7 separate regions of the Mus musculus genome follow, and all the other regions are linked to region 1. A link is a loop called in an ENCODE intact Hi-C map of the cell type or tissue named here. Cell type or tissue: heart. All regions are shown on one strand.

The links. A loop is a pair of places that touch in the nucleus more often than their neighbours do. Peaks named below come from ENCODE experiments on the same cell type or tissue, not always from the same donor. Only the 100,000 strongest peaks of a DNase experiment are listed, where the experiment ranks them.
Region 2: it touches region 1 in a loop (4-fold over the local background); 14 of 42 quality-filtered maps call a loop at or near these places.
Region 3: a loop joins it to region 1, with 8 times the contacts of the local background. A loop is called at or near these places in 17 of 42 quality-filtered maps.
Region 4: it touches region 1 in a loop (6-fold over the local background); 12 of 42 quality-filtered maps call a loop at or near these places.
Region 5: a loop joins it to region 1, with 2.5 times the contacts of the local background. A loop is called at or near these places in 2 of 42 quality-filtered maps.
Region 6: a loop joins it to region 1, with 2.6 times the contacts of the local background. A loop is called at or near these places in 6 of 42 quality-filtered maps.
Region 7: a loop joins it to region 1, with 2.9 times the contacts of the local background. A loop is called at or near these places in 5 of 42 quality-filtered maps.

The regions. Positions count from the first base shown.
Region 1 is chr17:50,506,851-50,510,850 of GRCm38, reverse strand. It overlaps Plcl2 (phospholipase C-like 2), which reads right to left and starts at 1,304. Exons shown (of 6, transcript NM_013880.3): 1 at 914-1,304. The coding sequence starts at 1,243. In heart, CTCF peaks have their summits at 1,749 and 1,948 (motif pointing left); DNase peaks (open chromatin) are centred at 1,060, 1,530, 2,120 and 3,670; H3K4me3 peaks cover 2,500 bases; H3K27ac peaks cover 1,714 bases.
Region 2 is chr17:50,793,334-50,797,333 of GRCm38, reverse strand. The region is part of intron 17 of Tbc1d5 (TBC1 domain family, member 5); the gene reads left to right. Gm41598 (a long non-coding RNA gene) reads right to left here. Exons shown (of 2, transcript XR_876871.2): 2 at 3,744-3,830. Among named protein-coding and RNA genes, the nearest start is that of Gm41598, 4.5 kb to the right of the region's middle. In heart, a CTCF peak has its summit at 1,688 (motif pointing right); a DNase peak (open chromatin) is centred at 1,673.
Region 3 is chr17:50,289,275-50,293,274 of GRCm38, reverse strand. The region is part of intron 1 of Dazl (deleted in azoospermia-like); the gene reads left to right. Among named protein-coding and RNA genes, the nearest start is that of Dazl, 2.3 kb to the left of the region's middle. In heart, CTCF peaks have their summits at 362 (motif pointing right) and 1,603 (motif pointing left); a DNase peak (open chromatin) is centred at 434; H3K4me3 peaks cover 1,052 bases; H3K27ac peaks cover 741 bases.
Region 4 is chr17:50,627,188-50,631,187 of GRCm38, reverse strand. All of the region lies in intron 3 of Plcl2 (phospholipase C-like 2), which reads right to left. Among named protein-coding and RNA genes, the nearest start is that of Plcl2, 120 kb to the right of the region's middle. In heart, a CTCF peak has its summit at 2,259; no DNase peak of the experiment used is centred here.
Region 5 is chr17:50,641,205-50,645,204 of GRCm38, reverse strand. The region is part of intron 4 of Plcl2 (phospholipase C-like 2); the gene reads right to left. Among named protein-coding and RNA genes, the nearest start is that of Plcl2, 130 kb to the right of the region's middle. In heart, a CTCF peak has its summit at 1,671; a DNase peak (open chromatin) is centred at 1,654; H3K27ac peaks cover 1,076 bases.
Region 6 is chr17:50,417,120-50,421,119 of GRCm38, reverse strand. No RefSeq gene overlaps it. Among named protein-coding and RNA genes, the nearest start is that of Gm31015, 5.0 kb to the left of the region's middle. In heart, a CTCF peak has its summit at 2,081 (motif pointing left); a DNase peak (open chromatin) is centred at 2,079.
Region 7 is chr17:50,773,004-50,777,003 of GRCm38, reverse strand. All of the region lies in intron 18 of Tbc1d5 (TBC1 domain family, member 5), which reads left to right. Among named protein-coding and RNA genes, the nearest start is that of Gm41598, 16 kb to the left of the region's middle. In heart, a CTCF peak has its summit at 1,542; no DNase peak of the experiment used is centred here.

The sequences.
Region 1 (4,000 bases):
ATGTCTCAAAAAGCAACATTCCATATTTGCTCCATATTTGAACAAGCCAAATGGGCTGATCTGGCTCAAGGTTCTACTTTTCGTAGCTTATCAACTTTCTCTTTTCACTTCGAGTCACAAGAAATATTTTTATGTTGCAACTACACTGCAATGTTTGAAGGAAGCCACCATAAACTCTTAATGTCACCTCTTGAAATTTAAAATTCACAAAACAACTGGTGGCTTTCTAAATAGCACCATGAAAAACAAAACAAACAAAAACAAAAACAAGCAAAAACCATTCCAAAGAAACTTGCTAATTTGGAGAGGCCTGCTTATAGCAGCTAGGAAAGAATTAAATTGTGCGGAACTGTATTCTCTCAGAGCTTTTGAGGCTAAAAAAGAGGAAATCTGTGTTTATGTTCCCTTTCTCCGAGTAACTGAAGGAGAGGTATTTACATTCCCCAAATACAATCACTTGCAAGGGGCAACCAATTACCCAGTAGATTAGAAGAAATCTATTAAATAATATATGTTCATTGCCTGGGGTTTTGAGAAAATATTTTCACATGATCCCTGTCCTTTAAAATACAATAGAAACCTTACAGGGAGTGTGCCACCATGCTAAGCTGCCTCTGAAAAGCCTGTCCTACCCAGGCAGGTACAAGGCCATTTAATTCCAAGTCAATCTGGAGAGAGGTGACAGCCCCAAGTTGCTCTGGGGATGTCAGAGCACAGCACTCCTGCACACTCAGATCACCTCTCCATTCTTTCCCAATGCCATCAGCTTTCCAATCCCTGCTCCAGCACTCCAAACACCCCTACACCCTGGCTTCCCCTTCGCAGTGGGCTCATTTTGCATCGCCTCCTTCCGCCACAGCTTCTCCGGGGCGGGGAAAGCGAGCCCAAGGACGCGCGCGGGTCTCCTACTTACCTTGATGATGCTGCTCCGGCGGGGCAGGCCGCCCGGTTTGCTGTCCCTGGGGACCGGACCGGCAGCTGGGCTAGGGGTCCGCGCGAGCGCCACGCCTAGAGGTCCCCTGCCAGGGCTGGTCCGGGCTTCGTCCCCGGACACGCCGAGGCTGCAGTCTCCGTTGGAAACCCCGCCGCTGTCATAGCGCGCCCGCCCGTGGCCGAGGCGACCTCCCCCGCCACCACCTCCGCCTTCCCCGGCTCCGGCTTTCAGGGCGCCCTTGGCGCCTAGGGCCGGGCTCGGGGAGGTGGGCAGGGCCCCTCCTGCGGCGCCCCGGCCACACTCCGCCATGGGCGCCCCACGACCCGCCTGCACAAAGCCGCGTCCCCGCGTCCCCGCCGCCGCCGCCTCGGGCCGCTGCGCGCGGCCCCTCCTCCTCGCCGCCGCCGCCGCCTCGGCCGCTTCTTCCGCTTTTTCTTTTCTTTTTTTTTCTTTTTTTTTTTTTTCTTTCTCTTTTTGGTTGGGATGTGGCGCGTGCAGCGAGCTCGCCTCCGGCGCGAAGGACGTCGTGCAGGCGGAATTACCTCTGGGGTCCTGCCGGGGTCGGGGAGAGAGAGAGGAGAGAGGAGTCAGCTTGGGCGGCGGCGCCCCCGCTGCCGGCACCTGGGGAAGGAAAACACGCCCCGGCACACGCGCCGCTGCGGGCGCCAAAAATAACGCGCGCGCGCCAGCGCCCACCGCCGCGCGCCGCGTCCCCTCCGGCCCCGCGCTCACCGACGAGCGCCGCGTCCCCTCCGGCCCCGCGCTCACCGACGAGCTCGCGGCGGCGGGGCGCGAGGGACACGTGCGCCCACTCCGCGGCGCTGGCGACACGCGGAGGCGCGGCGCGCGGGGCTCCGGGGTTCCCGGCTCCGCCCAGGCCCGTCAGTCTCCCCCCCCCCCCCCACACCTTCAGGGCTCAGCCGAGGCCCAGGGCGGCTTCTGATGGCCCCCGGGCCCACCGCCACTTACCCGCGGCCATCGCCTCCCGGGCTTCGCGCTGCCCCCTACAGGCCGAGGGGACCCGTCCGGGCTCCGGGCACGGGCGTTGCGGTTGTGGTCGCTCTCCTAGGCCGGCTCAGCGAGGCGCACGCCACAGCCAGCTGTCAGTCACCTGAAGGCATCCCGAGGGGGACAGCGAACCCGCAGGCCGCGGGCGAGCTGAGGGTCCTGGGGCTGTGGTCTTGGCCGCTGCACCTCGCGTCCAGCTCCAGCCCTTCATTCGGAACCCGCTCCCTTCCCACCCTGCTCCCCCTGGGCTTCCTCAGTGGAGCAAACCCATTTCCCATACAGAAACCAATCCTCTTGCGTGTCCTTGGGCTGCTAAACTCAATGAGCACGACAGGTTGCCAGGATCTGGGGTAGGGATGGCATGGCTGGCAGGCGTTGAGAGACAGAAGACCTCCGCAGAGTTTATTTGGTGCCTCTGGGTTGTCCCACGGAGGTTTATCATTGTAGTCTGTGTCTTTCCTAAACCTGACACTAGAGAGACTTGCTTGTTCAACCCCTAGTGGGTACCATCCAAATCAGGACCATCGTTTGGGACAGGATCAAAAATCAATGATTAACATGTCGCTCTCATATGCAAATACTTTCCTTAAACCTCCATTCCTGGAGCCAAGGAAGAACGCAGGGCCACTGTGTAGCCTGGCAGAGCCATTGGCAGAAGAGCAGGACGAGTGCACTGTGTGGTACCAGAGGCTCCACCCACCTCCCCAACCCAGCCACCCTGAGGTCCAGTTTCATGCCTGGTTCTGGCTTCCCAGTTTTTCTCTCACTGTATTTCATCTTCTGGAAAGGCACTTTCCCTGGGCCAGGAGTACCTGAGAGTCCCCTGGGACAGAACTTAGAGACCTTGCCCTCGTTACCATAATATGGTAGCAAATTGCCAAGGAGCCTCTAAGGAAACGAGCTTTACATTCATAAACATGTCCACCCTTTCCTCAAATGCGACATCAAAATCCTTTCGTTATTCTTGGGGTGTTTTAATTCTTCTGATCCCCTTGGCACGCTTTTGTAAACATCTGGGCAAGTCAAATAGGGCCTACCCACTAACAAATGTTTTCTTATGGATAGATGACATTTTAATTCTTTTTTTAGCCTCACCCCTCCATATTAACTCCTTCCTAGTTTAGCCTCAAAATATATTTTTGGTCTTCTGACAGTTTCACAGAAAAATACTTTCAAATCAGCTTTTCATTTGCTTTATTAGATTGATAGTCATAATTGTGTTTGAGTATGTTAGAGAGGATAGAATGCAGGGGTCTTCCTGTAGAAGTTCTCTAATTCTGATGTTTTCAGTCATCACAGGAGGATCCTGCCCCTCTTGTAGTAGACGCTAATCCTCTACATTTACATGACAGTAGCAAAAGAAAAAATGATGTAGCTAACAAAGATTCTTCAGCTCTTTCCTGGAGAGTTCTGAGCTAAGTAGGGGCACCCTGAGGGTCAAACACCCAGAATGGGTTGTTGTTTTGTTTGGTTGTTTGGTTGTTGTTTACAGAACTAATTCACAAATGCCCTTCAAAATGAACACCTGTCTATTTCATTCTAGATTCCCAACAGATCATATCAGGGAGATTTCGTTGAAATAAACTTGGCATTTAAATTAAAACGTTCCCCAAAGCATTTTGGCAGATCTGTAACTAATGATGGCAGACGCCCAAGGCCCGTGCCAGGTTCCGATTCATCCCTGACCTAACTACTTGTCTCCCACAAGCTCCTGGTCACACATGTGGTAGAAAGATATTGGCTCCACAAACGGCCAACCGTTAGGTACCTTGATATGGTGACAGGAAGAGGCATGTTCCTGTGACATGCAATTCTTGGCTCCCAACCTGTTTCTTAAGCTCAGTGAAGGAAGAGTTTTTCTTCGGCACGAACAGGGCGGTAGGCAATTATTTCTCCTCCTTCCCGACTGTGCCTCTTCGGTTACTAAGTGATTGTTTTCCATCGCTCCTGTTCCGTGAGCAATGGTATTCAAGAAATTGTAAATAGTATGCCAAAATCCTTGCTGAAGTGTTTTCATGGCATTGTAAAATTCATAGAAGTTAGAGTTAGAAAAGGAGC
Region 2 (4,000 bases), 290 kb before region 1:
ATTGAGCCTACCATTTATCAATTTAGGAAATGTTATTATGGAAACTTAGGTTGTGACCATTTTCTTTCTACCCAAAGCCTTTCTGTGGGATGTGGTCCCTTTCACAATTTTATTTTGGTTATAGGAGAACATTTCTCTGTCCTGTTAGTTGATAGGAATGCAGTAATGACACAGTGTGGCCGCGCTACAAATCAGAGTACATTAAGTGGCCAGAACACTGAGGGATGCTATCTCGTTTAAAATCGATTTTTACCAAAATGTGTGTGTGTGAGATCCTGTATATTATTATATATGTTAATCATATTATTTATAGTATATTAATTAGTACTTTATATATATATTAGTAAAATGAATACATAGTTGTCATATGCATGTATTATATAAAAGCTGAAGAAGAAGCAAGCCTACAAAGTCATAGGCTGTACACAGGAATCCTGGAGACTTTTAAAAGACTTGCTTTCTTCTATTTAGTAACCACGAAATAGCCTTCGACACTGCCGTCTCTAGGGGTTAGTCTGACGGCTGTGACTGGTAATTGTTGAACACTGCTGCCCCAGAAACAGAAGAGCTGGAGGGACGGCAGTGTCTGGGTGGCTCTCCTCTCCTCTCCTACTCTTCCTTCTGGGTCACTAAGACCTGCTCTCCCAGCTCGGTTTTCTTTTCTATATGCCCATCTGGTTCTTTCTTTCTTTCTTTCTTTCTTTTTTTTTTTTTTTGGAACACTGCTTTATTATAAGCATTTACTATGGTTTCAATTTAATAATTGCCTATAATAAAGGGATGTAGTTCACAGATGCATTTGAAAATACATGTGGTAAGTTTGAAATATTTTCACTAGGTAACATGAAATTAGAGCTTGCTTAGGTCTTTCCTATGAATTTCCTTTAAAGTTTAGTTTAAAAATATTTTTTTTTACATTGGAAGAAATCAGTTTTGAAAAAATATGCCTGTTAATAAGTGTTATATAACTTCCATATGAATAAGTCTTTTTTAGAAGATATATTTTAAAACATACTAATATTTGTAATGCCATAAAAATCTCCTCAGAGAAGTCCTTTATACTTTTATACTGAGGTTTCCAATCCACAGTATAGTAGAAACTTATAGTAGGAACTTGTGAACTTTTCCTTAGTAAAAACAGACACAAACTCTCCACTGGAAACATCGTTTTAAAGACATTGCTTACTTTAAAGACACGTCAGATGTTTATCTAAGTTTCCACTGTATTTTCTGTTCTATAAATTTTAATAATTCGATAAAATATTATAATATTGAGTATGAAAGGCAAAAGGTTGTCTATTTTCCTTTATCATATCTAATTATTTTTTCTTATGAAATCTAGGCGACGTAGTTACAGGAAGCGATGCTCAGGTTTCTGTTCCTGTCCAGGCTCTAACTGACCTCCAAGGTACAGTTGCCACCTCCCTGTCTACCATCTGTCTAATCACCCGTCTGTCATCTATTTATCCATCCTCTGTCTCTCTCTGTCTCTGTCTCTCTGTCTCTCTCTCTCTCCTCCCTCCCTCCCTCCCTCTCTCCTTCCCTCCCTCCCTCTTCTCTCATTTGTTGGCATGTACTGCCCCACCCCATTCTGGCCACTTACAGTGTCACAACTCTCTCCCAAACCCAGTTACTGGCCCTACTCTCCATTCAGCACACTGGTCCACTACCATAGTTTGGCCACTAAGTGGCACTGTTGTGTAAAACAAAAGTTCACTCTTAGGGCCTACTTTGGTGGCATCAGGCCTTGTGGATTTTCTGTTCACAGTGAAAACTCTTTTTCTTTGCCAAATATGATTCAACCTATGTTTGAGGTCATTTGCAACGTTATGTTCTGTAGGATGGCTGACACAAGGAAGGACTTTTGTTACTGGATGAATTGTTTGTAACAATATTTGACGAATTTGTTGTAAGATCTGTTTCTGTGTTTTAACTACCCATATTCCACCTAAAAAATTACCACTTGTCTTTTTCACAACCTGATTTTGAAATATTTTAAGTATTGCCTTCATATTAAAATTTTTGCCATACGATTTAACCAGTGTACAATGTAACCACCATAAATAGTGAGTCATAACAGTTTACAGTCAAAAACTAGCATTTTAATATTACCCATTAGTTTAGCTTAAGAAGTAAAAGCTTATCCATTTTCAGTACTTCCCATGGGATTTTAAGACATAAATATTTAAGATTACAATCATTAATCTTTTTCTTTGCACCTTTTAGTTGAAATACATTATAATGAGAATATTTATGTTACATGGAAGTTTAGAATTCAAGATTCTTTCATTCAAATTCAAGCTAAAATGAGAATAATAAAATAGTAATTAAACCTCATATCATGTTTGGCTTAATTTAAAATATTCATATGCATATAATAAACTAATCCTATTTATATTAAAATACTCTCCATCATTTTTCTTTTATCAAGATTTTATATTCAACAGTAATTATGGAACAAGCCAGTGTGCCTGCTGCAGGGCACACTGTTTTGTTGGCGCCAGGGTTCCCCAGTGTCCCTGCCTTCTTGGATGTTACTCTTGCTGTAGGGCTCTAAGACAACTCAGTCAGAACTGGCCCTTTGTCTGAATGTGTTTAGAATTCCCTTTGCCCCCACACTCTGACAGAGAGTTTGTCAGTCCGATAGAGAAGGTTCCAGCCACCGTGAGATGAACCTGGGGCAGAGGGAACAGGAGATGCTCTGCATCCCCTGAACTAGATAAGCCACTGTTTCCCTCAGCTCACTCACTGTAGCACCTGTTCATCTCATTGGGGTTTTTTGAGGAAAGAAAACCACAAAAATATTATCTGTAGGACATTACAGGAGCATAATACTATTTCTTCATTCTCTGACCTTCCTTCCAAGACATTTGCCAGCAGAGACTCCTAAGAGATGCTTGACAAATAACTTCCATTGTCCTAGAGTCCAAGGGACACAGCCATTTGCTTTGTGTGTTGAAAGGAAAAGGGAATGAAAAAAGGATAGACTATATCCAGACATGGTTGTGTCTGATCCCAATAATGCCTTTATGTGAAGTTAGAACCTCTGCATATATAGCCTATTCTAGGAGATCCACTCAATAAGCAGAACATAGCCTGGATTTCAGGGCACCATAGCAATCTGCTTCATATCTAATATAGTACACTGGTCCATACAGCTCTAGGACACTGCATAGCTTATACCTACATCCTGAGAATACCTAGCCCTCAGTTGAGTGAGGGCTGCGAATTTACCCTAGCAGGCCATGCCAGTGCTAACATTCCTTCTGAAAACTCTTCAGCTCAAGGCAACACTGTTCTGGAAGAAAAGGTTTTCAGAAGATCTCTGCAGGGAACTTCGTACAAAGACTGCTTTCTAAGTGTTGGTGTTTCCACAGTAACAAAAATATTATCAAGCTAGTTTACATAGTTAAGGAGGAAAATAAAACATTATATAGAGAGGTTTAATGCCACATCCAGGATTCAGAAATGTAATTATTTATTTTGGTATAGTTTTTAAGCTTGAACAAATCTGTTTGACTTATGCTAACACACACTAACACACATACCCCACAGGTCCTTGAACTAATGAATTAATCTTCTTGAGTCCCAATCTTGTCTTCTGTTGAGCTCTTCATTGAGTGGTTAGGATTGAATGGAATCAATCCATGATTGATCCAATCCATCAATTGGATGGTTATCAACAGCACAGTCCTGTTATAGTCACAATGTCTGTTTGATATCTTGTTCCTCTTTTTGATGACTTATTACTCAGGTAGGCAACCCTAGGCAGTGTGGGTACAGGAAAGGTAGGAGAAAGATGCACAGTGCTCCTCTCACACATTTGAGATCTAGAAACACAACATTTCTTATTCTGATTATCATTTATTCATGGAAATCATTGATTGATACAAAATGGGATAGGTTAATACGATTTTGTTCTTTGATAGTGTTATAATTTCTTTTAAATGGAACAAAGTCCCAATGGATTATAATAAAATTTACTTATATGTCACATATT
Region 3 (4,000 bases), 220 kb after region 1:
TTCATATTTCCGGTTCTGGGTTCCTCCCCCACCGGACAGCCCCCAGGGTGAGGCCTGGAGGACAAGAGTGGCGGCCTTGCTGCCTTTGCGGCCTACACCAGCACTGAGGGGTTGCGGGGAGATGGCGGGCAGCCCTGGGGACCTCGGGCAGCCCCGGGGTGGGCCACGTGCACGGCCTGGGCGTCACGTGACGGCTCTTTCCCGCCTTTGGGCCGCGGTGCCCGTAGGAGCAGGCCTTAGGCGAGGCCTGCCGCGGCCCAGCCCCCACCCCGCGGCCCAGCTCCTCCGCACGAGCGCCCGGGCTTCCGGGTCGGAGCGCCGCAGCGCGGGCGCCTCCGCCAGGTGGCGCCTAGGCTGGCCGCGCCGGGTCCTGCGGCCTGGCGGCTTGGCCGCGGCGTGGAAAGGACCCGGAGGGCGTGGTTATCGGGAGGCTGAGGGCGGGCCCTGTCGCCTGGTGACTGTGGGTGGGGTGGAGGCGGCTTTGCGGGAGCTTGGCTTGCGTGGGCTGGGGGAGGAGCCAGAGGCCTGAGCCGGGCGGGGGTCGGGGAAAGCGGGACCGGACAGCTCTGCTGTAATCGCCGCTGCCGCCGCCAGCAGACTGACTGAGGCGTTGCCAGGCTAGCTTGGGCTACTGAAAACAAACGTTGATAGCCATTTAATCACAAATCCGTTAGATGTTGCATGTTCGTTTAAAATTTTTTTCCATTTTAGAGGTAAAGGAAGAAATTTATACTACTTATGACCGATGTTAACTTAAGTTGGAATTCAAATTAAGCATTTATAATGTGAAATAGGTACTTGTCTATCACAATAATTTAAATCGCACAATATTGGACCGTTTTCTCACTACATTAGGGTTAAACATTTGATAACTGCAGATTTTTATCTATTGGCCAGTATTTGTAGCATACATGGGAATTTGCTTAGCATAGTGATTTAATTACATTTCAAAAATGTGAATCCTGAAATCTTTAATAACTATTCTCAGCTTCTAGCTATATTTGATATGTGGATTTTCCAATACAATGAAGTATGGTACTGTACAAAATAGGCAAATTTTTGTGTGCTGGCTCATTGCTGGTATTCTAATATTTCTCATAGCTAATTCAGAGGTATAATTAAATATGTCTTAAATTTAATACAGTTTGTTTTCAGTATGCTATTATAGTCCATTGATGAGTAAGATACTTTCCCACCAGGGTCAGTAGTGGGCATTTAGGTGTGTGGAAATTTACAATTATTGGGGACAGCAGGGGGCCATATGGAGCCCTTTAGAAGTTCAGGTCAACTCTGGCAACATAAGACGTCATTTAAAATAAATAATTGTACTCAAGAAGTAGAGGCATGAGTTTGAAGCCAGCCTGGTCTACATAGCAAGTTTTCAGGACAGCCAGAGTTACATAATAAGATCCTATCTCTTAAGTATAAAATTATACTTTCTTAAACATCAACCTGACTTACAAGTATTTGGTTGTAGAGTGGTTTTGGTCATATTTAAAAAGTAACTAAAGCATCTATCAGTTGTGGGTGTTTTACTTATTAAGCATACAGTAGGAATTAGGTCTTATTAAAATGGATTCTTTGCTTTCTTGGTTTTGAGTGCCACCTACTGGATAAGGACTAGGATATGGTGTGCCTTCTTTAATACATAATACACTATTATTTTGAGACCGATTTAATATTTACTCTGATGAAGCAGGTAGTTTAAGCCCAAATCAAGCATCCTATAATATTTAATGCTTTATTTTCCTCCTTATTAAACTTTTCTCAAACGTCCATTTTACTTTTTTATAAAGAATACAATTAGAAGACATTTGAGATTTTTTTTTTCCTTAATTTTTAAGGCAGGAAATCAAGATCTTGAACAATGGAAAGCAAATTCTTCCCAACAGTTATTTTCCTCTTCAGTTCTAGAAGTACCATAACAGGATTTTTCATCACATCCCTATACAGGTTATGGTCCTAGTAACACATTGTTTGGGAATCATTTGTTATGGAAATATCCCTGGCTTCCTACCAGATGCCAGAAATTTACCTCACTGTTGACATCCAGAAATGTTCCTAGACATAAGTACCCCTGCAGTACTGAGAGTCAGTGCATTATAACTTATATTCTGGTTAACTGGTAAAATATTACACTTCTAAGTTGAAATGCATCCATGTATTGTGGTACAGACATCAGTAAAAAGGATTATCGAATAAAAATATATCCTAAGGTCATCAATACAAGAAGAGTAAATTGAGAAATGGAGTCCTAAAAAAATTACAGAACTATTGTTTTATGTTTTGAGTTTATTTTTGAATAAGAAATTGAGTAGAGATGGGTAGATTTTCTATTAGTAAATCAAATCTAGTCAGGTTCTAAATAGTCCAAGATGCATAGCATATGTAGTATTGCATTTAGGATTAAACTTAAATCGTAACATAGTAAAAGAAGGAAAAATTTAATAATTTTGCTGCCTGCCATTTCATTGTCATGAAATATCACAAAGGGGATTTACTGTTTAAAGAAATAAGGTAGTTCTCAAGTAGGAATATAAAATAGCAAATAAGGACTTAAGCAGATAAAAGCAAAAAAGGTCAAAAAAGTAAAGTATTGGACAGTTTTTCATTTCTAAAATTTGTATGAAGTTAATCTTTTAAAAACAAATTGACATTTTTAGCTTCTTGACAATGTATACATACATGTAAACAAGTTACATATACTAGCTTTCCCTTAGTGTTCAGTATTCATTGTCAGTTTCATAAGTGGATTTTTCAGTGGGTATGACATAATAATAGTTTACTAAAATTCCATCCAGTTAATAAAGTCAGCCAAGATAGTAAAATTTGGAGGGAAAAACTTTTTTAACTCCATTGAAAATAAATTTAAATACAGGATACTTAACTCTTAATAGCATACTACTTTATAAAACGAGTTCGCCAGTTTTAGTCATTCTCAAAGTAATCTGCCAGAGATGCACTCTGGCAAACATGCTGCTTATAACTTACAGACATAAATCTAGGTATTTTGATTTAAGTTCATTTTTTTGTGCTTTGTTATATTGCCTCTTCTGTACACACACTTATTTCCAATAAGTTCTTCTTTAGGAAAATCATGTTAATCAATTAAGAATCTACTGTATGAATTGCCAGTGGAGCTTGTATGGTGTTAGTCAAGAAACAAAAAGCTATTTCAGAACATGCTTTAAACACAATAGTATTAGGGAATAGGAAACTGATGTGTCAGTAATTTCTCATAATTCATTTACTTCTAAATGTGATTGACTAATCACATTAACATGGGCATGTTAAGGTTATAGAATTTATATTAATTTAATAATAGAAAGGCAAGGAAAAATGTAAGAGTTTAATACTTTTTTTTGTTTGGGGTATTGAACAGCTGTGTTGTTTACTTTGGGTTCTTACTATGCTTTTGATTTAAGACACTCAGTAAAATGGAAATTTAGTAGTAGTTCCACAATGGTTTTAGTCTTCACAGATCAGAACTTTTCACCAAGTTCATCAAATAAAATCTTTTCATAAACTGTAAAGTTGGCATTTTTTCACAATATAGTGTAAAAGGTGACATGAATGGGGCAGAGAGATGAATCAGTTGTTAACAGCACTTTTGCTACTCTTATAGAGGACCCTTATGATAGTTCACAGTTGTAATTTCAGTTCCAGGAGATCCAGCTCCCTCTGGCTTCTGTAGGCACTAGCACACACATGGTGCACATACATACAAGCAGACAAAAAACTTACACATGTTTTAAAAATGTGTTGTCTTAGTGTTCTGTTGCTGTGAAAAGATACCATAACCATAGTGGGGTTTGCTTTCAGTTTCAGAGGTAACAGTAAGAAGGATATTTCTGAAAGTACTACCTTTTTAATTTCTATGCCAGTTCTCTAATTGCTTTAAGTCCTGAAGCTAAACTACACTATTGCTAGCTAATTTAGGTGAAATACAAACGAAGTGTTTTACATAATTTGTCATGTTTATATATACATGTGTGTGCAT
Region 4 (4,000 bases), 120 kb before region 1:
AAGGCAGGTTGTGTTGTGATCAAAGTAAACTTTCACAATCACAGATAATCATCAGGGAAGGAGGCAATGAGAGCAATGAGGAAGTCTTGTGAGGATCTCCATCACTAGCTAGAAATTAGGCAAAGCTTAGCTCTGAAATTTGGAAAATTTAAATATTCTCTGCCAATACTGTGGCTACAATTTGTTTGAATTTGTGAAGAAGGAACTTTAAAAGATAAATGGGCCTCCAGGAACCACTGAGAAAGAGGGAGCTCAAAGACTGTAAGAGCCAGAGGTGACAGATAGTTATCAGTAAGCAGTGCTTTCCAGGTACACTCGAGCAGATGAACATATAAATGCACAGTGGTTATGATAGCATGAACAAAATGTGTGCATGCTCAGGCTGGGAAGAAAATCTCAGCATTAGACGGCAAAGCACGAAGCTGGGACTACCTACCTGAGGGGTTATTGCCTGCAATAGCTTTACAAGAGCAAGAGTCAGTTTTCTTTATGGGTCTCCTAGGAGGTTGACATACTCTCCATTGCTGTCCCCATACCCAAGAGTACTTGAGTAAAATAGGAGAGAGGAGGGGGCAGGGGAGGAAGACAAGGGGGGAAGGAAGGAGGGAGGGAGAGGGACTGGGCGACTGGGCATGGATCTGGGGAAGAGTTGGGGTGAACATAATAAAAATATATTATTTGAAATTCTCAAATAATTAATAAAAAATACTAGTTAAAAGATAAATGAGCCTCATGGTAATGCTTCAACTAGAGTCACCAAGTTAACAAGTACAAAGCAAAACCAAATTCTAAACACAGGAGTGGCCAGAAAGAGCAAGGGTATCACGCAATGTTCACTTATGGTGACGTGAGAGTCTCTGGACAGAAGCTGAGTTCATCATCCTGAGAGCTCTGCACTGACATCTGGTAATGCTGGTAATTGTGGAGAATGCAACTGCAATATCAACAGTTCTGTAATAACGCTGCATATGCAGCCCTGGAAATATCACTACATTATATAAAAATGCACAATTAAAAATACAGGGCTTTATAAGGAAAGTGAGGTTAAGGGCACAACACTGAAAAACCTAAAACCACACAAATCAACTAAATACCAACAGATGACAGCAGCACAACAGACCTTGAAAAAGCCCTGAAGCAGAAGTGGGCACTGAAGGCTACAGCTTGTGCCGTGAGCTGCTGTGAGGTACTGCAAGAAGGGCACCTGAAATCTCACAGACCAGTCAGATCACAGTAACACACATGGATGCCTAGAGGTTCAAACAGACTCACGGAACCCAGGGAACTGGCAGGGACTTAACACTCAGTTCACCCGGGAACCGTTTTCTGGTTCACCTAGTGTTACTTACAGACAAAACTGCACATAAGGAAGTGTGAAATTTTAAGTTATTTGCAAAATGTTCTTAAACGTATCAATTGGGAACAAATTTGCATTTTCAAATCAAGTACAATCCCAGCACTCAGTACAGAGGGAGAATACTTCTAAAGATTTTTTTTTCTTGCTTGCTTTAATGAAGTGCAATTTTAATCCATTTTCTGTCATATTCAACCTAAGCTTAGTGGTGGTATCACACAAGCCTGCTTCCATAATGCACTCAGTTGTTCTCACACCTTGCGGGAGATGATGTCCAGTGATAAGTCAATATGCAGTGGATTGGGAGTTGTGAGTAGCCCCTGGTCCCAGCCCAGAAAGCTAAGAATTCTCTACCTTTCCAATCTGCTCTAACCTTTTATATCATCCATGGGTGGTTTTCAGGGACTAGAAGAGACTTTCATGGCACAAAAACCTTCATCCAAGCCACGGCACGTCCCGAACCTCTTATGCACTAGATTGCAGCTTGCACAGCAATAACACTCCATTTTATATGGCTGGAATTCCAAAATATAAAAAGCCTCTCTGACCACAGTAACTATTTCTATCACTTATCACTCTAATGTACACCTAAATTCATTCGCATATTTAGAAATCTCATTTACAGATGAAACTTCAAGACAGTTTCTGAACTGACTCTCATAAACAGAAGGTAACATCAAATGCTTTTAATACACATTATAGCACAGGTTCTTTATACTGAAATAATCAACTGAATTCAGTAAAAGTGTTATAAGAATGAATAGTATCATGCAGTCAGAATTATTTTAAAAGCCAGCCAGGATTCTTGCAAGATTCTTGCCAGTTGCAGTGATAGTTTATGAAAGTGGATAGACTAACTGTTTATATTTGTAATTTTTTTTCTGAGAAGCACTTCCAGAGTTAGCCACTAGAAGTCCTTAGTAATACACATTTGCTAGGCAGGAAGGTGGAGAGAAGGAAGCTGGGATAAGGGGAAGAACATAAAGAGGAAACTTGGAGAAAAATTCATTCCTCAAAGAAAAAAACCAAAGAAAATCTCAAAGAAAATCAGTTGGGCAGGGATGGAGATGTAGACAGCAAACCCCACAAGAGTCCCAACAGTGCAGCTTGGAGATCTAAATTCGAATGCACATGGGCCACGAGCACACCCTGCTATACAGAACAGCCTAAGAGAAACAAAGAAGGGCTCAAAAGATCCAGGGCTTCTAACTGTCCCCAAATAAATAGTTATAAAATCGGTGTACTGAGATATTTATTTCACTATAAACTCCTAGATACATTTTAAATTCCTGAGTTTTAAACTTCAGTTCAGTTTTAACCAAAATATTAAAAATAAAAGTGCTTTTTAAAAAAAATGTTATTTTCAAACAGAATTTCCAAAAATGTAAAGAATTTTAGATTTGATTTTGTACTATCTCTAATTCTGCACAATATTATATTCACAAGGGAAACAAAAATGTTGAAATATGAACATTGAAACAGAACTTATATGCTGAAAAGGAACTCCATGCGATTATAAAGCTAACCCCACCCAAGCTATATAATTTCTACCAGCTCAAGAAGTGTTTCTTGTTGTGATTTTCCATATGGAGAGTACCAGGAAAGCAAATTCATGTACATATAAAATGTACCAATTCTCTTAATAGTCCATTTAACGATCAACCTGTTATGTTCAGGTGATCACTCTGGGGAATTGTATGTGTATTCTCACACATTAAACTAGTGCACTGCGGGAAGTGTCTTACAACGTCCTGACCTTACAGATGAAGGCTCAGAAACACCATCCTTTTGCTGGGCCTTTGGTCATGTCAGCCTCTTACCCTCTGCTTTTCTAAACTAACTATAGCACAGTCCAGGCAGCTTGGAACTTAGGTGCACAGTGCACTCAATATCCTCTAGAGCAGGGACAGCACGAAGGGATGTGGCTAAGTGAAGGGGTGTGGCTAAGTGAAGGGGTGTGGCTAAGTGAAGGGGTGTGGCTAAGTGAAGGGGTGTGGCTAAGTGAAGGGGTGTGGCTAAGTGAAGGGATGGGCAGTCTGGGAGCTGAGAGGAACCTTTGACAGGATCTGTGGGCCGCCATGACAGTCCTGTGGGATACAGTCTTTACTGGTTTCTGCCTTGATATGTAACCCAGGCCGGATCCTTCTGTGTCCTTCAGTCTCTGAGCTTTAAGACAGAGAACTTAGAGGTCATACTTTACTTACAGGATAGTGAGGAGAACGGCTCAAACCTGGCCTGACTCAGTCTACAAAAGGAAAGGTGAACCTGAGCTGCTTAAAGACATTTTTTTTTTCCAGAGAGCAAGTTACTTTTTGAGAGTGACAGGAACTTCACTCTTTCCTGTTTATGGGCCATCTAGAGCACTGAATGCTTGTTTAAAGTTATTGTTACTAAATTAATTACATTTCAAAAACTCCATTTCAATTAAACATAGTAGTACTGTTATCATTGCCTATTTATAGCGCGTCTTGTCTCCGAGGAGAGGAAGGTGATTAAGAAACACCTAATTAGTTATAAGTAACCGAACCAGCCTCACTGTCTTTTCATTTGTTTCTCTCAGGTCTGGAGTAACCACACATAGATGTTAGTTAAGAGAGAAAAGTAACTGGAGACTTCCTCACAATGAGAAGCAAGACTTGCAGCACA
Region 5 (4,000 bases), 130 kb before region 1:
GGAACATCAATGCTCTGGTAATGGCGTCCCCAAGCTTGAAGCTTCTGGGGAGCCACTCTGTTAAGTCATAGACTGGCTACAAATGTACCCCAAGCACAAAACTTGAAAATAAAAATTTGAAACACATATTTAAGATAGCAGAGGACTCAGAAAAAGTTCCTCTGGACAGGTAAGAGGAATGGTAATCAAAACTTCACTCTCTGGAGGACTTCTACCCCTTCAGTTAGAAATGCTGTAGCCAGAGCCTATGTGTACTCTTGGAGCTTCTACACAGGGCGCCTGGGGTGGCTGTGTGTATTTCTGAGTGTTCCCAGTCATCCTGAAAGAACCGGGATCCCTGAGACACTCATTCTGAGAGAACCCTAGAGACAAGGGGCCAGGCCTTGTGGAGCCTCATCCAAGGCTCCTGTAGACCATGTGTTCCTAAGACTCACAGGGGTGGGGGTGGGGTGGGGGGAGGAGGGCGGCAGGCCACAACCCCAGGAATACCTCAGTTCTACCTTCTGATTTCTTTCTGTCTGTCTGTCTGTCTGTCTTTCTGTCTTTCTTTCTTTCTTTCTTTCTTTCTTTCTTTCTTTCTTTCTTTCTTTTTTCTGTCTGTCTGTCTCTCTCTCTCCCCCTTCCTTCCTTCCTTCCTTCCTTCCTTCCTTCCTTCCTTCCTTCCTTCCCCTGACTTTTGTTTTCCCTTTTTAGTAGTCTGTTCCTGTTTCTAAGTAAGATGATTACATTGTTACGCTGTTGGAAAGTTTCCCAGCTTTACCTCTGACTTCTCTGTCTGAAGGATGAGGCTGCCATTCTTAACCTTCACCACTGTCAGGTAGGTAGCAGCTCTGACTGCTTCCTGACCCAGCTTTGAGACAGTTCCCGCCTCTCCCTACCTCACTGGCTCCCTGACTGCCGGGCACTCCTCATCCAAGCAGGTGGTCTGCAGTGGGAATGAGATTGCTTCTCACATCCCTCCCGCTTAGCCCCCAGCCCTTGGCCATGGCTGCCACGCAGCCTCTGGCAGCTCCTGAGGCTGCGGATAAGCAATTATCACTTATTTGGCCACTGCTGTGTTCAGCTGTTTCTGGGGATCTTGCTCTTCCTGTTCTCTTTGTCTTTATGGATTTTGAAGAAAAGACAAAGGCCCTGTGGTCGTTTTTAATGAGGTTTCAAGAGGGAGTGGAAATTAAGCAAAGGTGGTGTTCATTCTTATTAGAAAGCATGTAATTGATTTTGTCTCCCCCAGAGACAATTTCCCGCTTAAAACCACCCGCTAAAAACATGTGTTTCCTGCTAGTGCGTTCTCTGACCGTCCTGAAGCAAGTCAATTCAGTGACGAGAAAAAGCAAAACAAGGCACCGCCAGGCCAGTCAAAGCAAGGCTATGGCTCTGGTCACGGAAAAAGAAATAGAGATGACAGGGGGATTTTTTTTTCTTTTTCTAGAATTTGGCAAATTTTATCAGTGTTTATACATGTTTTAAAAATACTTTTTATGATGCTTCTTCCTCTGCAGGTTCCTGCTCAGTTCCTGTGCCCCTGACCATTTACTCGCCCGAGAAAGGGTGTGTTAATGTAGACACACTCATTCCTGAATAGCCCTGTGCTATTTATATTTTGGTTTTACTCACATGGTGTTCAGACACTGCCTCCCACACCACCTCGCATGGCCCAGTTTGCAGCTTCAGGTGGCACTGCTGAGCCCCGACTGAAGGGACACCCACGCCCAGCCCTGTCCCAAGTTCCCTTTGCCCTTTCCCCTGATGTTCCCACGAGGCAGGGCTTCCCTGTGCAATACTCTCTGCCTGTCTCTAAAAACCACATTGCTCTGCTGTCTCAGAAAAGGATCTGCCCTATTCCTCTGCCTAACTCTGCCTGTCTTTGTCTCTCTCTCTCTCTCTCTCTCTGTGTGTGTGTGTTGTGTGTATGTGTGTGTGTGTGTGTGTGTGTGTGTGTTGTGTGTGTGTGTTGTGTGTGTGTGTGTATGTGTCTCTGTGTGTGTGTGTGTGTGTTGTGTGTATGTGTGTGTGTGTGTGTGTGTTGTGTGTATGTGTGTGTGTGTGTGTGTGTGTGTTGTGTGTGTGTCTTTTAACATCTTACACTTCACTGAGTGCTACATATTCCTAGGAACAGAGTTTCCTTATTAAAAATTTCCTCACCTCCCACCCCCAAATTCTCTCTGCCACCAGCTTCTCCTGAAAGAACCAACTGCAGAAGCCTTGCCACCCATCAGTGCTGTTCCCATGGCCAGTTCTGACCTGCAAGGCTCTGTCTCCCTGGATGGAGGAGAGGCTACAGACTGCCAGCCCATCATGGTTGGAGGTCTTCACTAGAGAGAAAACCTTGCCTGCCCAACTCCCTCTCTACTTAACACCAAAGAAAACATTTCTCTCCCTGAAATCTGTTAAACCTCAGGGAGCCCCAGCCTAGACTCCCCGGGGTCACACTGGTCAGAATTCCTATTTTCACTGAGCCGTTTAAATGAAATGTTATCTAATGTGAGTATAAATTTGTGTTTAAAAAGCTAGAAATACTTGGCAGCTCTTTCTTATTTTGGTGACCTATACCTTCCTTTCCAAGACCGAAGTTCTGTAAACACTGTAAGAATCACTTCTAAAGCAAAATCTTATACAGACATCTTCTGAACTCAGTACAAATTACCAAGTCTTCATATGACTAATGATCGTATGCCCTTACAATAACTGTAAGCATGAGAAATGAAAGACCAGGGCTCTAAGTATTTCTACGTAGGTAGCAAGGGCAACCAAAAGATAATCTTGGCTCGACTAGTAATGTCCTTATGCCTAGGACACCTGGAGACTGACTGAGCAGCCACTCTCTATTCATCACCAGAGCAGTCCCTGGGGTAGGACACTCTGCTTAGTAGAGCAAGCATTTCGTTACTAAAATCAAGCTAAAAACCAAAAACCCATTATAGAAGACATCAATCAAATTTCATCAACCAGGGAATCTGCAAAACTGACATAATCAAATAACTGAATTAATAAACAGTTCCCGCTTAAAATTCAACAAAATTCAAAAATACTTATACATGTGCTTAACAGAATACTTAATAAAAGTCAAATCACATTTTTGCTAGTTAACATTCAAGTCACCACTCTGCACAGAAGGCTAGAACAGATGTCTTGGGTAAGATACAGAGTGTAACAATATACAATGTTGGTGTTGTAGGAAGCTATCCTGTTCAGAAGATGGAATGCATTAATAAAATGCACAATAATTGAAGTTCTATCAACTGGAAACAAACAAGTGAGTTGAAGAGCCCAAGAGAATGCTTTAGTAGGAACCCTGGAATCATGAAAGGTCTTCAGACACACTGGGTAACTGCAAAAGTACTACTAGCTGGCAGAGGAGCACAGAGAGTCTGACTAAAGGGAGAGCTTGTGAAACTCGATGGGGTTGACTATGCAGGGACAGGCCAGGAGAAGGACTACCTGTGTGCACCAGGCACCGCTGTGCCTTCCTCAAGCTTTCTCAAGCTCCTCCATATTGCAAGTTGCCCTATTCGATTCTGCCTTTTGAAATTCTCTACACACAGCTGTTTAGCCTTGAAAGGCTCAAAGCACCAATGGCTTTGCGTCGCTTCAACGAGGCATCTTGGCCATGAACATTTTCAGATAGTGTGCATGATTGGAAGACTCCAAAAGGATAAAACTAGGCTCACTTATTTTCTACATTTTGGTATGCAAGAGCTACTAAGAGCCTTATGCATGTAGAAGTTCAAAACATATTTATTAAGTGTAGGAGCAGATGGAGTATGACGGGTCTTCTGTAATGCTGGCAACATGGTAGGAGACTTGGGTGATGGCCTTGTTGCATAGTGTGGAGATCAGATTTGCATCCCGACACCCTGGTAATCTAATGTATGACTCCCTGTAGGATAATGTCATGCCAAAATGGCATTTGGGTGGATACTGTAGGGAGAACTAGCTTAGAAAGGGCTAAAAATAAAAACATCATTTTGCTAACAGTACTTTACTGAAGAGGAAGAAAAAA
Region 6 (4,000 bases), 90 kb after region 1:
GAGCATTTTTAGCTGAGGCTTGGAACCCAACTCACTTAATTCTGTTAAGCACATTGATCTTCTGTTGCCCAGGTTCCCTATCTGTCTAGGTCCTGTCTCTTTTTTTCCCTCTTACCACTGTGGCCAAGATTCTAGTCAAATTTCTCTCTTGTCTACAATCCCTCTTGTTCTCTTTCTTCTCTCTCTCTCTCTCTCTCTCTCTCTCTCTCTCTCTCTCTCTCTCTCGTAATATACCTTCTCTTATCTTAGCCAAATTAGTGGGCTGTTTTGAGGAACCTTGGAGACCAGAGCCTGGCAATAGATTTCAAGCTCTCCCTACCTTTAACCATGTTGTAGTCCCAACCAGGGCGAGTCAAAGGGAATCCTATGTCGATCTCATTTTGTAGCTGTGTAGGCCGCCCTTCGGCTCCCGGGATATTTTTCTAGCCTCTAACAGAATTCTCTTGCTCTTTGGTTGTGAAGAGTGACTGCAACACCTGCTGACAATTATCCCAAGTAGGCTGATGAGAGAACATAAGGGACTCCACCAACATTGTGAGGCATTGGGGATCCTCTGAGAAAAGGGGGTGGTTAGTTCTCTAGTTATAAAGGTCAGCAGAGGAAAATGGCCAGTACTGAAGGGGTTGAAGATTGGACGGGTCCACTGGAGTCCATCCAGACTCTGCAGTCTCCAGCTCAGTGTACCCGCAGGGAGTCTGCTGCCATGGCCACTCTCGGGGAGCTCGGAGGGTGCCTGTGTGGGCCCCCTGGCCTTGTCCTCTCCCCTCCCCTCTGCCTGTCCTGCGGCCATGAGGTGCGTGTGTGTGTGTGTGTGTGTGTGTGTGTGTGTGTGTGTGTGTGTGTGGTGGGGGGGGAGGTATCCCGGGACCTCTGTGTCAGTGTCCCCCCCCCCCCGTGGGGTCTGCCCCCCTCCGGGCCGTGGTTCCGAGCGCCTCAGCAGGCACCTAGCAGCTGACTTAGAACTGGTGCGGACCAGGGGAATCCTACTGTTTAGTTAAAACAAAGCATCGCAAAGGCCTGAGGTGGGTGTTGAGGCTGTGGATAAGAGGGAGGTAGTGGACTAGGCCACGCAGGAGGCTTCATAGATTTTTGGAGGAGCCAATGGATTAGCTGGTGGCTCTGATTCAGGAGAAGCCTTCACTTTCGATTTCTCTTGTAACACCAGAGCACAACCACAATTTTGGGAAGCAAAACCCAGTTTTAACAGTGTAAACAATCTATTCTCTGTAAAAATCAACACCAAAAATATTACTTGCTACAAAGCTTGACTGCCTGTTCCTGCACACAACCACAAGAAGGTGCAGCCCCCAATACTTCAAATAGACACTGCCCTAAGTCTTATCTTTTATAAGTCTGGTTTCTAGGATAAGAATTACATAGAGTATTACCCAATTTAGGCATATCTTTAGAGACCTGTTTCCTAGGGTTGTCTCATGCCACATGTTGTAGTTCTAAATTACTCCAACCCAGAGTTATCAGTTTTAAGCCAACTTTCTGTTACCAATGGTACAAATTTTTAATCATAACCAATAACTTATGAGCCAATAATCTATAACCAAGACATATAAAACATATTTATACCTTTAAAACTATTCAGAAACAAAAATGAAATGGCTGCATGCATTTGCTTATTTAAACCAAACAAAATTCTTAATTTTTCTAGCTGTAGTTTCAAGAGAGGAGCTCTTTGTTACCTGATGAATCCAATAATCACAAGCACAGAGATTTTTGTAGGAAAAACAGCCATCAGTTCCCTTACCAAAGAACTTGAGAAGCTGCTGGTCCCTTTAAGAGCAGCGTTCACAATCAGCTCCTAGCAGGGCTTCTCCAGCCACACTAGACTCCTAACTACAGGTGCAGGGCTCCAAAGACCAAGTGACACTGCCTATTTATTTTTTCTTTTTCTCTTTCATGGGTTTTCAGAAGGCCAGGACTTGGGAGCCTGGCTTCTGCTGGCACACCTGAGGCTTGACCCAAGGTGGAGGATTCTGGACCAGGTCTTGCCATTACTGTAATGTATGGCTGTTGGTGAGGGTGAGGTCCTGGTCCTTCCTGAAAGATAATGGCTTAGTCAAGTCAAAAGCTCCCTCTGGTGGCCAGTCAACGTCAAAAGTTGGCCACTCAGAGGCACAAAAAGTCTGCCAAGGTCCTTTCTTAATCTCCACAGAGAGGTTATGGGCTCTAGTCCTAACTTCAGTCCAATGGTTAAGAGTCAAACTGGGGGGGGGGGGGGGGGAGGGGTGGTGTCATCGTCATAGTCTGTCTCATCGTCTTAGTCACAAAGAATACAAACAGCACACAAATTGTCAACAAACACAAAGACCAAAACCAGAGAAATGACCCAGAAGGTCCCTGAATCAGACGGCCGGTTCTCAACAAAAGGTTACAGTACCACTACCGACATACAGATGGAATGGAGGTCCCCCCAGATGGAACAGAGGTCCCTACAGAGGAGACAGAGGTCCCCACAGATGGGACAAAGGTCCTCACAGATGTGACAAAGGTCCCCAAAGACGGGACAAAGGTCCCTACGAATGAGACGAAGGTCCCTACAGACAGAGCATCCCCAAGGGCATTTTTTAAACGGGATTCAGGCTGATCAGTATAAACTCAGGTGGATCAGAATCCAAAACTCAGGTGATCAGAATAAACTCAGACGGATCCAAACTCAGGCTGTGGCATGCTTCAGAAGCAAAGGATGAGACACAGACAAACCAACCTACACAAGAAGTGCTCGTTCGTTACAGAAAACAGACACTCAGAACAGAGACTCCAGTCGGCAAGCACACATTCCAGAGAGCATCCCCATACCTCCAAGTCGGTTCTTGGGTGTGAGGGGTGGTCGCAATTTTTGGCCAATGCATCAGTGGCAGAATTCCTTTTTGATATCTACAGATAGATTGTGAGCCCTAGTCTTAATTTCAGTCCAATGGTCAAGAGTCAGTCCAAGGGGAGTGCTAATGGTCTGTCCCATTGTCTGAGTCATGTACAGGGAGACAAACAAAACACACAAAAAGATTACAAAGACTGAAACCAGGACCCGCCTCCTGCGGGACTTCCAACACCAAGAAACAGAATTAAATGGCGGAGTGGGCACAAAATCTCTCCTCTTTAGGAGGGATTCAGGCTCCAATGTGGCACCCAGATGGAAAATCTCCAGGCGTCCCTGGAGCTCCCTCCAACCTCCTGGGACATCTCCCAGGGTGGCAGCCAGTTATCCCCTGACACATCTCCCTTCCGTCAAGGACAAGGAGTTCATTGCTCTCATAAGCACAGACGACTGCAAATCAAAACCAAAAGTACCGAATTTAGACACAGCTGGCAGACAAAGACAGAATCTTACCTCCAAGAGGGGTCTCCAAGAAATGGGGTGGCCACAAAATCCCGTGACGAGCCCCCAACTGAAAGACCCCCATTTCGGGGAGACCCTCACTCAAGTCCTGGAATGAGCCGATGCCCCCATAACACGAGAGAAACCGTTCTTGAGGTTTATTCTCATGAGGTTTATTCGGGAATCAGCATGCTGAGGCCGAGCTCATAACCCACACAGGGGCAGAGGAGATCAACCCCCAGCAGTTGCAGTCGAGGGTTTTTAAAGAATAAACTGCAAAGTGAGGGGAGGATAAGACCACAAAGAATGGGGAAGCTGAGTAAACATCGTAAAAATGGGGATGGTGAATTACAGCTCATCTCTCATGGAAAGGTTACAGGTTATCTTTGGCAAACATTCTTGGTCCTTTACACTATGGGTCAGGTGCCTGGGTGGGTCACCCAGTGGTCATCGTTCTCTCAGGCCTAAGGCAAAAGAACAAAGAACTCCATGCTGGGCTTTGTTTCTAGGGATCTAAGAAAGACATTGAGTTGGGGCCTTATAATTTCATATACAAAAACCAGGCCTTGTTTTCTCTAGAGCAACTAGATCTCTTATTCAGAAAAAGTAGACAGGGTTGCCTTTCTAATGGGCTTCATACTAAAAGATAAACAGGTTTCAGATGTAACT
Region 7 (4,000 bases), 270 kb before region 1:
GGAACAAAACACCCATGGAAGGAGTTACAGAGACAAAGTTTGGAGCTGAGATGAAAGGATGGACCATCTAGAGACTGCCATATCCGGGGATCCATCCCATAATCAGCTTCTAAATAGCTAGAAAAGAAGGTTTACCTCATTAAATTGAGATTTTAATTAAGTTCTGATATTTTGCCTTATTTTACATGCCGACACCTAGTTTTTAGTTCTAGAAATCTTTGTGTTGGCCACGTGTTTGACTGTTAAGTGAGTTGTGCTTGTTTAGTCATGATCTACTCTCATTATCACCTGTTCCTAAGAGATTTTGCTAAGATTTAAGGATAGAGAAAATAAATAATAAGGGAAAATGCTAAAACTGATATACTAACCAGGAGCAATTTTTAAACTCCTAATGAATTGCAAGGTATTTTGTCTTGCTTTGTGATGATTACATACCAACCTCCAATAATCTAAGCATGTCTGTGATTCAGGGTCCTCTACAAAGCATATGAAATCAGAATGTCTGCACTACACAGAGTAGATGACTTGGTCCCCCGACATGCAAGAGCATAGGGCAGCTGCCAGGAGTGCTCAACGCAGGTGGTGGGGATCCTCTTAGTGCACTTTGGTAGCTTAAAAATGATCATATTAATAGAATTTAATATCTTAGCATTAGTTAATCCATCAGCGTAATCTTAGTCATGACACAGTGAAATGAAGAAAGATTAAAAGGAGTACTTACTCTGGAAGTATAGCCAGCTTGATCATTGTTTACTCCATATTCTAGAATTGGAATTATGAACATTTTATCTATATAAGGAATGTCTAAAAAATTGTCCTATAGTAAATTTTTATGGTAAAGCGGAATAATAAGTAAATAAAAATATCTCATCAATACAAGAGTCATTAGACTCTTGTAGCGTCTGTTGACACTATAGAAGCAGCCATACCCTCTTGTGGGAGATCCCCAGCAGGCTTGCTTTCTCCTCCTGTTGGCCAGAATTAAACTCTGTGTTCACCCTTCTAGGCACTGTTAAGATGGAAGTTTAACATGAAGAACTCTAACTGTGATGAGGCTGTGAGGGGAGGGTATAATGGGCGGCCAACAACTGGCTGGACAGTTGCTTTCCAGACTGGCTGATCCTGTCCTTCTCTGAAGCATTTAAATTAAAAGAAAATTTTTGTTTTAATAAGGCAGCTTTTAGGGCTCCATTTTCAGGCTTTGAGGTATGTTGGTGATGTAGAAGAGAAAGTGAACAGAGTGGCTTTCCTGAAGCACCAATACACTTTCCTACTTAATGTAGTTTATGGACATAAATAGATACAAATCAACTTAGATGCCACAACTGGTTTTTAGCTTTTTAGAAGACTTACTTAAGAATTTTAATCTAATTTCAATCTAATTTCAAGTTAATTCATATATTTGTGGTATGACATTAAATTAGTTGTTTGAACTTTGTTCATAGTCTCTCTGCCGGTGAGTCAGCTAAGGTCTGAGAGACTAGACTTAGACTCTTGTGCGTGACTTCTGTCTTTGTAGTCTCTCCATTCATGTAATTCCACCACAGAGGCATGGGGTGGCAGAAGGAGCATTTTCACAAGCTGTCTGCACAGTGCAGAGTGTGCTATCTTGAGTTTGCTTTTCTAAGTGGGATTTTAAATCTGGCTTTTATCTTCTTACTGCCTCGATAAATTTATTTAATCCCAACACACACTCACACACACACACACACACAGAGAGAGAGAGAGAGAGAGAGAGAGAGAGAGAGAGAGAGAGAGAGAGAGAGAGAGAGAGACTCATAGAAAATGTATTGCTGCCCCTTAACTGTTAAGTTCATGGGCAGGATGCTACCCTTAGGGATACAGTAAGACGATCATCCCCTCCTGGTTGGTCTTCTTCCCCTGTCGTCTCTCTTCATCTCCATCAACTCTGGAGGACGCAGAGATGCCAGATTGTACCCACAGTGAACGCTGCCTGGAGGCATAGACACAAATTGAGGAGAGCTGAAGTCAAACAGTTGGATGTGTTAGCAGCGCCTGGCCAGCGATTCCTATAGGTTTGAATCACGCTAGATTAAATATGTCATTGATAACATTTGCTTACTTCCAATGGCCTTTCTGGAAACTTAATATTTATGTGTTCTTAAAAAGCGACACTGAACTGTAGTATTTGTTCCCTAAATTACACATGTGCCAGATAAAGGAGGAGAAGAGAGCTCTCAGCTACTCTGTGCAGATGAAAGTTGGCCGAGGCTAAAAGTCATATTCTGGAGGTTATAATGCTGTCTCCCTATTTGCCCTTAGTATCTAACTGTGATTTTAAAAACAAACAAAAAACAACAACAACAAAAACTGTCCTGAGCACCTAATTTTTTATGTTTAACTTTTCCAGAAAGTTACATTAATCTACAGGGCTTTCGTCCAGAAAGAATGAAAGTGCTGATCTCATCAGAGGATCTTCAGGCCTAGTAACAGTAGGGCAGGTCTGGAAGGAACCTTTGCAGCTGCTTCACCTAACTGAGCTGAGTTCCTATCCACAGACTTGCTCCAGAGTTTGAAAGTGCCTACTAAGGTGAATTCTATTCTCCCTCCTCTTAGCTGTCTGCTTCACGGTGCTCAGGTCAAAAATGTATATAGTCACAAGTCTCACAGCAGCATGACAGAAAGGGCAGGTGACAGCCCATGCTCTGCTCGATGAGCCACAAACCCAGCATATCCTGGGAGCTCACTGGCCTGGAGGGGGAATAGTTCCACATAACAATCCTCCAACTCTCATGTCCCCAAGAGGATGTCCCCACCCCCACCAGACAGGCCTCCCCACTCCCTGGGGCTTCATGTCTCTGGAGGGTTAGGCACATCTTCTCTCACTGAGGCCAGACCAGGCAGTCCTCTGCTGTATACGTGTCAGGGGCCTTGGACCAGCTAGTGTATGCTGCCTGGTTAGTGGCTACGTGTCTGAAAGAGCTCAGAGGTCAGGGTTAGTTGAGACTTCTGGTTTTCCTATGGGGTCACCCTCCTAGGTGGAGAGTCTCTTAACGCCTACCCCCACAGCCTACATGCTTATTCCAACAAGGCCACCCTCCTAATAGTGTCACTTCCCATGGGCCAAGCATATTCTAACCAACATAGTGACGTAGGTCAGTCAAACCACCTCTCATATGCAGGACCCTGAGCTCCTTTGAAAAGGAAATTAGACAGGCATACCATGTTTTTCTCTCAACAAAATGAGCACATCTACTTTTGCATATAATTAAGACTTAAATTTCAAAAGTGGTCTATTTAGAAAACATTTAAATGCTGGACCTTGCATTTTATTGAAGATACTGTTTTTATTTAGGATGTTGTGAGCTACATATGAGAGAAATTCTGACTCATTCCAGTATCTACAAAAGTTATTAGCTGTAAATGAGTCGGCAGGAATTCTTATTCATGGGTATCTGGAAATTATCATTAGAGCAGCACAGTGAGCAGAGCGCAATCAGCATCTACAGAGCGGTCCCTGACCGCAGTATGGACTGTGGGTTTTGGTCATACAGATACTCAGTTAAAGGGTTTTTTTAATTAGATATTTTCTTCATATACATATAAATTTCCAATGCTATCACGAAAGTTCCCTATACCCTCCCGACACCCTGCTTCCCTACCCACCCACTCCCACTTCTTGGCCCTGGCTTTCCCCTGTACTGGAGCATATAAAGTTTGCAATACCAAGGGGCCTCTCTTCCCAGTGATGGCCAACTAGGCCATCTTCTGCTACATATGCAGCTAGAGACAAGAGCTCTGGGGGTACTGGTTAGTTCATATTGTTGTTCCACCTATAGGGAACAGACCCCTTCAGCTCCTTGGGTGTTTTCTCTAGATTCTCTATTGGGGACCCTATCTTAGCTCCAAACTTTGTCTCTGTAACTCCTTTCATGGGTATTTTTTCCCTATTCTAAGGAGGAACGAAGTATCCAACCATTGGTCTTCCCTCTTCTTGATTTTCTTGTTTTGCAAATTTTATCTTGGATGTTCTATGTTT